Linked DNA regions of Homo sapiens: region 2 is linked to region 1. Evidence: read pairs that join two places in POLR2A ChIA-PET (ENCODE). Cell type or tissue: Panc1. All regions are shown on one strand. Each heading gives the region's core, and the rest is flanking DNA. Links, peaks and the distances in the headings are about the cores only.

Evidence for each region. ChIA-PET counts read pairs that join two places held together with the same protein. Peaks named below come from ENCODE experiments on the same cell type or tissue, not always from the same donor. Only the 100,000 strongest peaks of a DNase experiment are listed, where the experiment ranks them.
Region 2: POLR2A ChIA-PET joins it to region 1 with 11 read pairs; 2 of 35 experiments call an interaction of 5 or more read pairs at or near these places.

Annotation. Positions count from the first base shown.
Region 1 is chr9:32,872,538-32,877,917 of GRCh38, reverse strand. No RefSeq gene overlaps it. Among named protein-coding and RNA genes, the nearest start is that of TMEM215, 92 kb to the right of the region's middle. In Panc1, for the core only: no CTCF peak of the experiment used is centred there; no DNase peak of the experiment used is centred there.
Region 2 is chr9:32,601,928-32,607,307 of GRCh38, reverse strand. It overlaps LOC105376015 (a long non-coding RNA gene), which reads left to right. Exons shown (of 2, transcript XR_929553.1): 2 at 2,841-3,401. Among named protein-coding and RNA genes, the nearest start is that of TAF1L, 31 kb to the left of the region's middle. In Panc1, for the core only: no CTCF peak of the experiment used is centred there; a DNase peak (open chromatin) is centred at 2,896; H3K4me3 peaks cover 347 bases.

The sequences.
Region 1 (5,380 bases), core at 268-5,267:
TATAAATAATCCTCTTTGCTCCCTGGAGACTCAGACAGGTGACAAGAAGGGACCTGCAGGCCAGTTTGCACGTGGGGGTGCAGGGGGAGTCATCGGCCAGGACTGGCCTTGGTCCTCTAACAGCTGGGGCATGGCCCAGGGCAATGGAGATCCCGTGCATCCCTGAGTTATTATATACTTCTTCATAGGGTTGTTGTGGAGATACTATAACTAAGCTGTAACTAAAGCAGTGACTGGCTCAATAAATGTTAGTTATTCTTGTTATTATTAAGTGATAGAACTTGTGGGATTAAGCCCTTCTACTACCCAGTGACCTGGGCTTAGTATAGCCAGATATGATATTTTAATCAATATACTACAATATTATTTGAGTCTAATCCTAAGTTAATTTGAGTCCAAGTCCTTGCTTATAATTCTCAAATATTGAGGGAAATTATTACGATTATACTAATAACAAAGCCCCCTATTCTCCTAATCCTCTCATCTTCTCCTCTGGGCCACCTCATGACTCAGGGATGGATGGGGCCTTCATTGCCCTGGGCCATGCCTCAGCTGTTAGAACACAAAGGCCAGTCCTGGCCGATGACTCCCCCTGCACCCTGACATGCAAACTGGCCTGCAGGTCTCTTCTTGTCTCCTGAGTCTCCAGGGAGCATAGAGGGTTATTCATAGTGTTGGCTCTGGCCATGATGCCTGCGGACATAGAGATATTTTTAGAATCTGTTCCCTAGGGTCTGGCTGAAAAGGTCATGCCTATCTTTTTATGCCTAATGTCAACTTCTGAATAAGTAGGAGGAGGAACTCATTTCTGTTAATAGGACACAAGTAATGTCAGGGTTGGGTCCTATTAACAGCATGCGCCCCCCACCCCACCCCGAAACCCAAAGCTGTTTAAAGGAGTTATTATAAAGGAGAGGAGAATGAGGGACTGGGTCAAAGGCTGCCTTGGAGAAGGTTGGTTAGATGAGTTCAGGTAGCATCACGGGGGCTGGACAAGGACCAATGGATGGTTTTGGATTTCATGTTTTCTACTCATCAGAGCTGGGAAAAATGGAATGTTATATTACCAAACAATGAGCACCTCACCTTTGAATGTATTCAAGTGAAGACTGGAAGGCCTCTTCCGGGATGTTGGTGCCTGGGCGTCCTGTGGGTGCAGAAGACTGAATGAGATGGGCTCGCCGGCCCTCCCATGGTTGGGATCCAGTGATTCTGGAGGGGGTGAGGGTAGGAGCTGCATTTCGTGTTTGGGCACTGAATGAGGTGGATGCCAAAAAAATTAACTGGAGTAGCCCTGAAAATAAACCTATCCATCTATCTATGGCCACGTTTTCCTGGGGCTGATTTTGTGTTTCAGTTTTCCCCATGTCTTTCTTTTCTTTTCTTTTCTTTTTTTTTTCTTTTGAGACGGAGTTTCGCTCTTGTTGCCCAGGCTGGAGTGCAATGGTGCGATCTCGGCTCACTGCAACCTCTGCCTCCCAGGTTCAAGTAATTCTCCTGCCTCAGCCTCCCGAGTAGCTGGGATTAGAGGCATGTGCCGCCACGCCCAGCTAATTTTGTATTTTTAGTGGAGACGGGGTTTCTCCATGTTGGTCAGGCTGGCCTCAAACTCCTGACCTCAGGTGATCCGCCCGCCTTGGCCTCCCGAATTGCTGGGATTACAGGCGTAAGCCACCATGCCTAGCCAGTCTTTCTTAATAGTCACAGGGAATTTCATTTGTCTGATATAACGTTTAAATTAAATAGGGTGGAAATACCTGTTTTCTTTTCCCTCCACCCATAAATTTCAATAATAATCATCCTTAGATTTGTCTTGTTGGATCTTAGCCTGTCAGATTGCTTTTTGCACATGAAACTACTGAGGTGGGATGGTTCAGTGACTTGCCTAAATCGTGCAGGGGGTGAGTGGCAGAGCCCAGACATAAACTTTGGCTCCTTGTCTGTTGCTCTTTCTAGTAAATTGGACTGCTTCCTGCTGTGGGGCACTGAGAAAACCCGTGACACCCAGGGTGCTGAGATGAGCAGGAAGTCACACGAGTCTGGAAGGCCACCTTTTTTAGGTGTAAGTCCTTTCTTCCTGGTGAAGTGCTTGTACATATAGATACTCAGGAAATGTTTATTGACTTGAACAGAGTAATACTGTCAGTGCCTGGTACCTAGTTAGCAGTCCATAAATAGTTACTAAATGAAAGCAGCAGAGCTTTCAAGAGCTTCAACGGAGCTGCCCACAAAAGCTCAGGATGCCTGAAAAGGCCGATGTCTTTTTCTCTACTCCTGGATTGGTAGGTAGGCTCAACCCTCGCATGGTGGTAAGGCCTCCTACATTCTCTGATGGCTCCTGACTTAACCTCCATTCTGGGCTGCAACTAAGATGAATCCTGAGGATACTTCCTACAAACAAGGGCATTGAGCCCAGCAGAGCCTGCTGGGCATCCAGGTTGGCTCATTAGTAGACAGCAAGCAGCTCTTCCTCCTGCCATGGCCCTGCAGCATGCCTGACATGGGAGCCATCCAGTCTCCTCCTGTGATTAACTGGCTGCAGTGTTCAGCAGAGCTCTCAGTCAGGAAGTAGCTGGACTCCAAACCCAGCTTCTTGGAAGCTCCTAATTGGGCTCTACCTGTCAAGAGGTAATAGAGAGAGACTTATTGATATGTTTGAAGTGCAACTTTGTGCTTTTTGATAACTAATAAATAGGATATTGGAACTTTCTTATTTTGCAGCCCAGTCTACAGAAGACATGTGAAAGATATTTATAGCTTTCATAACTGTGATCCTACTCCTTCCTAATTGCCAAGTAGTCCTCCCCACCCCCATCCCCCTTTTTTTTTTTCTGTGAATCATCTAGGACTTAGAGTCATTGCAACTGGCTAGAGAGGGACTTTAATCATCCTGAAGATTCCCAGATAGCTTGGGAGACAATAATATCATGTAAAAGATAGCTGCTTTCTTCCCTTTGGTTTGGGGACTTGGTTAAAGAAATGTTAGTAGATGGACAATATTTAGATTTTATATTCTGTGCCAGTAGTGCTAAGAAAAGATTACTGGCTTCAAGAGTGAGCAGTTCTAGGAGAGCGAGAAACCACAGCTAGGAGCTCCACCAGCCCTTGAAGATGCAGAGACATTTATCCAGTCCAGAGGGATGGGGAGATAACACACTGAGTATGGAATAGTGGTTAAGAGCCCTGGTTTCACAGTTAGGCTAATTCAGTTCAAATTGTACCTCTATTACTCATTAAGGGGTGACATTAGGGAAATCACATGATGTTTGAGCCTCAATTTCTGCATTTGTTTTATTTGGATGATGGTATGTATGTAACTGGGTTATAGCACATTCTAAGAGGGTGTGGGTAGGGATAGGGATGGTGGTATGTACCTCATGGTGTTATAGCACATTCTAAGAGGACAAATCGTAGCAACATTATTTTATATTCTTACTGAGCGTGCAAGCTTAAGCATGTCACTTAACTTCTCTGGGCCTCAGTCTCCTCATTTGAAAGGCATTAGAGCAGACGATGATTCTTTGTGTAAAATGGAGTCCAGTCAGGAGACAAGCCATGCCCATTGTTTTAAAAGAGAAGTTGATACAATTCATTATTAACCAGGAATTAAAGAACTGGAAAGGCAATCAGGGAGCACAAAGGAGCCACAGAGGAAACAGCTGCAGGGGCTGGGAACAGAGTGAAGAAGTTGTGACTATTAAAACTCAGAAACTTGGAGAAGGGGATGCACCTCTTAGCTCAGGTGGGTCCTGATGCCTCTGGGGAGGGGGAAGGAGAGTGGTACAACATGGCTGGTGCTGAGAAAACTGCAATCAGAATCCCTGTGCTGTGGCAACAGACTGCTATAGGAGTTCTAAAGAAGAAACCTTTCTGGGGCCATGCTGACCTAAATGGGAAGCAGGCAGGAAGTAGCCGATGGCGTCTCCCTCCTTTAGGTATCCCTTTAGGACTCCCCACCCCTAGAAAACACCTCAAGAGAGCAGCTGGCAAAGGAGAAATGGGCTGTGCAGGGTCCCATCCCCAGTATCACAAGGCAGAGTGTACAAGAGTGGGCTTGGAGAACATACTGTAATAACTGAGATTCTCAAACGTTCCTTTTAGGTCAGAGACTATGAGTCAGATTCTGAATCCCAAGCAGAGAACTCTGTACGTGGGCTCTTGGGACAGCCAGCATGTATGGTGGAATGAGTTTGAGCGCTGGAGTCAAACAGATCTGGGTTGTAATCTTATCTCTGACTCTTATCAGCTATGGGATGTTGGAGAAGCTACTTTGAATTTCTCTGAACCTCATTTCCTCCTATGTAAAATGATGATACAGTACCAATACCCATCTCATAGGGTTATTGTGATAATTAAACAAGAAGACACGTGAAAAGTGCCAGGTGGGGGTGTCTGGCACATGCACGGCAGCCATTATTATTATGAGGGGTTTTTTCAGTGATATCTGCTGATCAGCTTGCTCCGTTTGTTGGCTGCACACACTGATGTGGGCTGTTTTGTTTCTTCCACTCAGATGTGGTTCGGTGGACTGTGGAGGGGAGCCTGGGCAGCGGGTTGACAGTGGCCAAGGATTCCCATGCCAGCAGGGGCACCGGGGGCAGCATCTGCATGGCTGCTCTTGGCTTCTAGGAAGCGGCACTTCACCCAAAGTAAGCTCGTAGGCTGGTTCCTGAGGAGTGTGTTCAGTGCAGGGCAGGGGAGATGTTCCTACGACTGTGCCAAGCTTGAGCTGCAGTGAGTGGGCTCTTGGATGCCCTTCAAGCCAGAGGCAAGAATTTGATTTCCTAGGCAGAAATTCTGTAAACTAAGAGAATCATCTAGAATCTTTTTTCTCCACTCAACAGAGCTCTTATCCTTTTACTTTTTTTGGGTGAGTTCTTAAGCTAGAAATGATATGGACATACAGACCATTCATATTCTTGGAGGCATTAATAACTGGCTTTTCATTAGGTACCTACTTTGTGCCAACTATTGTACAAGGTCCTTTCTATGCATTATCTCTTATTCTTGAATCCTACAAGGTAAGTTTTAGTTTCCTAACATTCTATTCAAGGAAACCGAGGCACAGAGCTGGGAAATAAACTTGCCCAGGGTTTTCAAATAGTATTAAGTGGAGTCAGGATTAGAACCCAGGTCTGTTGGATTCTAGGCCTTTCTTTTACTCTTAAGCCAGGCTTTTCCCAGTGCTAGTTAAAAGTCGTGCAAATGTAACTTAGACAATGTCTGCATTTGTGGGTCACGCAGTGGTAGATTACCTAGCAGTGTACCCAACATACTTCCTTCCAACTCCCCATTGAAATAACAATTAAAGTGGTTTAAATGGCCTCTATTTAGCAGCCTCCCATCTTTACCCAGTGTCTCAAGAAAATGCCTAAAACAC
Region 2 (5,380 bases), core at 316-5,315, 270 kb after region 1:
TAATCATGGTGTGTCCTTGAATTCTAGATTTCCTAAGGCTGCAAAGAAAATTAAAAACAGGCCGGGTATGGTGGCTTATGCCTGTAATCCCAGAGCTTTGGGAGGCCAAGGCAGGAGAATCACTTCAGGCCAGGAGTTCGAGAGCAGCCTGAACAATGTAGCAAGACCTCATCTCTAAAAATAAAAGTGTATAATTTAATAATTCTTAGTAAGTTTAAAGAGTTTTGCAATCATTACTGCAATGGAATTTTAGAACATTTCCTTCACCCCCAAAATAACCTCATTCCCATTTGCAGTCACTTCCTATTTCCACCTTCAGCACCACCCCCAACCCCCGCCACACAAAACCACTGATCTGCTTTCTGTTTCTATTGATGTGTCTGTGATGGATATTTCATATATTTATATTCATATGAATGGAACCATGGTCTTTTGTTTATGTCTTCTTTCACTTAATGTATTTGACATGCATTCATGTTGAAGCATGTGTCAATACTTTGTTCCTTTTTATGACTGGAATAGTGTTCTGTTGTATGGATATACCACATTTTTCTTATCCATTCACCAGTTAAAACATTTGGGTTATTTCCATTTTTTGGATATTATGGCTAATGTTCTCAGGAATATTCATATACAAATCTTCATGTGAATGTAGATTTTCATTTATCTTGGGTAGATAATAATGGCTGAATTGTTGGGTCATATGGTGACTCTATTTAGTATTTTAAGAAACTGAAAAATGTTTTACAAAGTGGCTGCACCATTTTCCCGCCAGCAGAATACAAGAGCTACAGTTTCTTTACATCCTTGTCAATATTTGTTATTGCCTGTCTTTTTATACATTGGCTTGGTAAATATTTGTAATAATGTGCAGAACCCCATGCCACCTTTGTAGACCCTCAGATGGAAGCTGCTGTCTGGAATCACATTCTGAGAAATGGATTAATGATCCTTCATTGATGCTTAGGACCTATGTACACCTTCTAGCTGTTGTATTAAACTCTAAAAACTCTAGTATTTTTGTAAAAATATCATACTACTTAAAGCTTAGGGTGTCCATGTGTCAACAACTATTAATTATACTCCAGTATCCAGTCTCCCCTTCTTACACAGGGGGCAGTCAAAGAGTCCCATTTTCCAGCCTCCCTTGCAGCTAGATGTAGCTATGTGATTAAGTTCAGAAGAATGGGATGTGAGCAAAAATGTCATGTTCTCTTAAATGGAGCCAGGCTTTTACCTCTTTCCACATCCTCACTGATGGGAAGGTGGAAGTGAGGGTAGCCATCCTTAGACCAAAAACAGATACTAGGTGCTGAGATTGGCAGGGCATTAAGACACAGGAGGCTTGGGCAACTGGTGATTGCAGGGCCTCCATTCCAGCCCTGGATTGCTTACCTGGATTTTAACATGAGAGATAAGTATCTTGTTTAATCCAGTGTTATTTTTTATTTATTTTGTATTTATTTGAGATAGAGTTTTGCTCTGTTGCCCAGGCTGGAGTGCAGTGGCTGCAATCTCAGCTCACCGCAACCTCCGCCTCCCGGGTTTGAGCAATTCTCCTGCCCACCATCTCGCCTAGCTAGTTTTTTGTATTTTTAGTAGAGACGGGGTTTTGCTATCTTGGCCAGGCTGGTCTGGAACTCCTGACCTCAAGTGATCCACCCACCTAGGCCTCTCAAAGGGCTGGGATTACAGGCATGAGCCACTGAGGCTAGCCCCAGTGTTATTTTGAGGCTCTCTGTTATAACAGCCAAAAAGTGAAATTACTAACATCTAGAATGGCTCTGTAGGAACATGGCTAGAATATGAGAGTCTCCGCTGATGAATATGATCATACAAGGAAAAGCAGGGCAATGGAGACAAAAAAGCCTGGGAAGAAAATCAGGACACTAGAATTTTAGTAGCATTTTTACCTCTAGTCAGCTTTGTGATCTCAGGCAAGCCTTATATTTCTCTGTCTTCATCCATGAAACAAGATGGTTTTGTACAATTGAAAATAAATGCTTAAAGCTTGAAAATAAAAAGCATCTGGTTTCAGAAGTACTTCATTATATTCCTAATCACTGGTAAAGCAACTCAGTACTACAGGCTGGGAAGGAGAGGGAAGGGAGACATAGGGATAGATTTGTAGAAGAATACAAAATTACAGCTAGATAGAAGGAATGAGTTCTAGTGTTATATAGCGCTACAGGATGATGATAGTTAACAATAATATACTCTATAGTTTCAAATAGCTAGCAGGAGGATATAGAATGTTCCCAACACAAAGAAATGATAAATGTTTGACATGATGGCTATGCTAATTACCTTGACCTTATCACTATACATCATATGTGTTGAAACATCACTATGCACCCCATAAATATGTACAAATCATTATGTGTCATATAAAATATTTTTTTAAATTAGGAAAATATATAAATGTAAACCTTTGGTATCAACTTTCTTAAATAAAATAGATGTTAATCATCTTCAGCAGCTGCATCAGTGAGAATGTTAACATGGGGCTAAGAATTTTCCTATACACAGTATTAGCTTTTTAAGTCCTCCCAATGGGTGCCATTATTGTCTTCATTTTACGAATAAGGAACCGGAGGTTTAATGAAGTTAAGGACCTTGCCCTGCCATGCAGATAGTTAGTGGTGGAGCCAGGGTTTCAGTTCCTGAACCCGGAACACAGGTGTTTGGCCACTGCTACTCTGCCTCCATAACTATACCCAACACATACCAGAAGATCAATAGTGATGGCCAGTGGCCATATGACCACTTTAGCTATTGTGACTAGAAGGGATTATCATAGTTTAAAATGAATAAACAACTCTTCCTAATTTGCTCACTAGGTTAAGGTGACATGGGAAGCGATCATTGTGAGTCATCCAGGGAACACAGGGAGAGTTAAGCTGATGGTGACGCACACCTGCCAACTGCTGAGAAGAAGATAATCAGCCCTCAGGAATTTTCGACCCAGCCGCACTGCACAGCCTGGTTGCTGGACTCCTAGGACCAAGCCTCCTGGGCCTGGCAGGCAGCTGTAATTCAGAGTGGGTCGGGGCTCCAGGATGTGTTGTTTCCTGTGCATTGCACTTCGCAGAGGCACAGAGCAGAAGCTAAGCCTGATGGCCTCTGAACACTGGTTGGGTTTTTTGTTTTTTTTTTTTCCTGGCAACAAAATTAAAGCCGCACCTAGGGATTTATCCACCCTTTTGCTGATCTCGATGTGAACTGTGCAGCTGAATCCCTGCACACAGTACTGACTCTCTCAGGGTGTTGCTTAAAATGTGGCTGAGCACAAATGCAAAACATCGTCTTGTTGAAGTCAGCACACAGAATTAATCTCTAAAAGTAATGAAAGAATTAGTTTCACTTTGTAAGATAAATAAATGCAAAGTATGGTGAAGTCAGAGATGTTCAGCTCAGTTGCTTTTAGACGGCGACATCTTTTGAAAATGATATTATATATTTGGGACACATTTTAATGCCACTCTAATATTTTGTGTCATTATAAGGATGCTTTGGGTTTTTTTGTTGTTGTTTTTGAAGTCTATTATCATATGAGTTTTTTTTTTTTTTTTTTTTTTTTTTTTGAGACAGAGTCTCGCTGTCGCCCAGGCTGGAGTGCGTGGCGCGATCTCGGCTCACTGCAGGCTCCGCCCCCCGGGGTTCACGCCATTCTCCTGCCTCAGGCTCCCGAGTAGCTGGGACTACAGGCGCCCGCCACCTTGCCTGGCTAATTTTTTGTATTTTTAGTAGAGATGGCGTTTCACTGTGTTACCCAGGATGGTCTCAATCTCCTGGCCTCGTGATCCGCCCGCCTCGGCCTTCCAAAGTGCTGGGATTACAGGCGTGAGCCACCGCGCCCGGCCTAGCATATGAGATTTTTAACCTGCAACGATTCACCTTTAGTGAATTTTTAGTATTGGAAATGATACAAACTTCAAAGTGTCTTGTCCTTTTTTTTTTAAGCTCTTGGAAACATAAGTATGTGATTTAAGTAAATATAAAATTAGAAGCCATCTCAACACTAGAACTTATTCCTCCTATCTAGCTGTAATTCAGCCTCTAAAGTCAATGTGAAATAAGGCTCACTGTTTTTCACCCCATCCTTAATGTTATTTTTACCCTGACACTGAATTTCAGGCTTTGGTTTTTCTGAGTGTGGCCCACCTGCTTGAAAGTTGTTCTGAAAGTTTGAGGTAAAGGAAGTCAGATCAGAGAGCATTTTCCCCCAGTACCTAACAAAATGAATAAAATGACTGCATTTTAAAGGGCCAAAAATTTCTCATCAGTGATCAAGATTGAAAAAAGGGCAAAACTTCATGTAATACAGTTTTACTTTCAACTGTACGGCTTTCAACCTTGTAATGACACTTGCTTTTCAGAAAGAGAAATGAGGAAAGGTGAGTCAACAAAATTCTGATACTTTTTCTGAATTCGCCTTGATGTGAGGAAGAAGTGGATTGAGGCACGAGGAGGTGGGGAAACTGACGCGTAGGAGCCACTCTTCGTGCCACTGCAGACCCTTGCTAAGGCAGAGGAGTAGGCAGGGCCGGGCATTCTCCAGGGTGCTTGCTGAATGGGGGGATCAACCAAAGCCCTTGGGTTAGAAAATGTCCCATGCTGGGAAGACTGGCCCTGGTAAGGGACATTTGCTGGGGCTTGCAAGAGAGAATCCAGCCAGGCTAGCAACAACTGTAGGCAGCTCCTGATGACCTTTCCTCCTTCTCACAAATTTTCTGGCTAGAGAAAAGTAAGTAGAAAATAACAGCCAGCCCTCAAGTTTTTCTCCATAGGGGTGATAAATAGTTTCCAGGAAGAGGGTCAAGAAGAACTACAGTAGATCAGAGAAACTGAAGTTTATATCATAGCACTGCATAAGTTTAGCTTGAGCAAAATTAAAATAGATGTCATGTCAACCTTGCAAATGAGCCACAGAGGAGAGACGGAGAGAGAGACGGTTAACATGAACATAACAATCTCTGCTTCACAGGGTTGTTGGAAGGAGTAAAAGAGAAAAAGTATGTAAATACTGGACCACAGAACCTGATACATTCGAAGTACACAAAAATCATAGTCTCTCCTCCACTCCCATCCCTTGTTCATAGCCCTACATATTGTTTTTTGTTTTGTTTTGTTCAATTCAGGCTCACTTTGCATTCTTACAACACTGTAGATCTTTAGGTTGAGTAATTTATGGCTTAAAGCTAAATAATTATTTGCCAGCAAACTGTTCTTGAAAATATATAGCAGCATAGGAAAGGTCATGGGCTTTAGTGTTAAAACTAGGCTTTGATCCTGGGCCACCTCCTTGAGTTTGTGTTTTTAGGCAGGTTATACATTTAATCTCTCTGAGCTGACTTTTCTTCTTTATGAATGATATCAA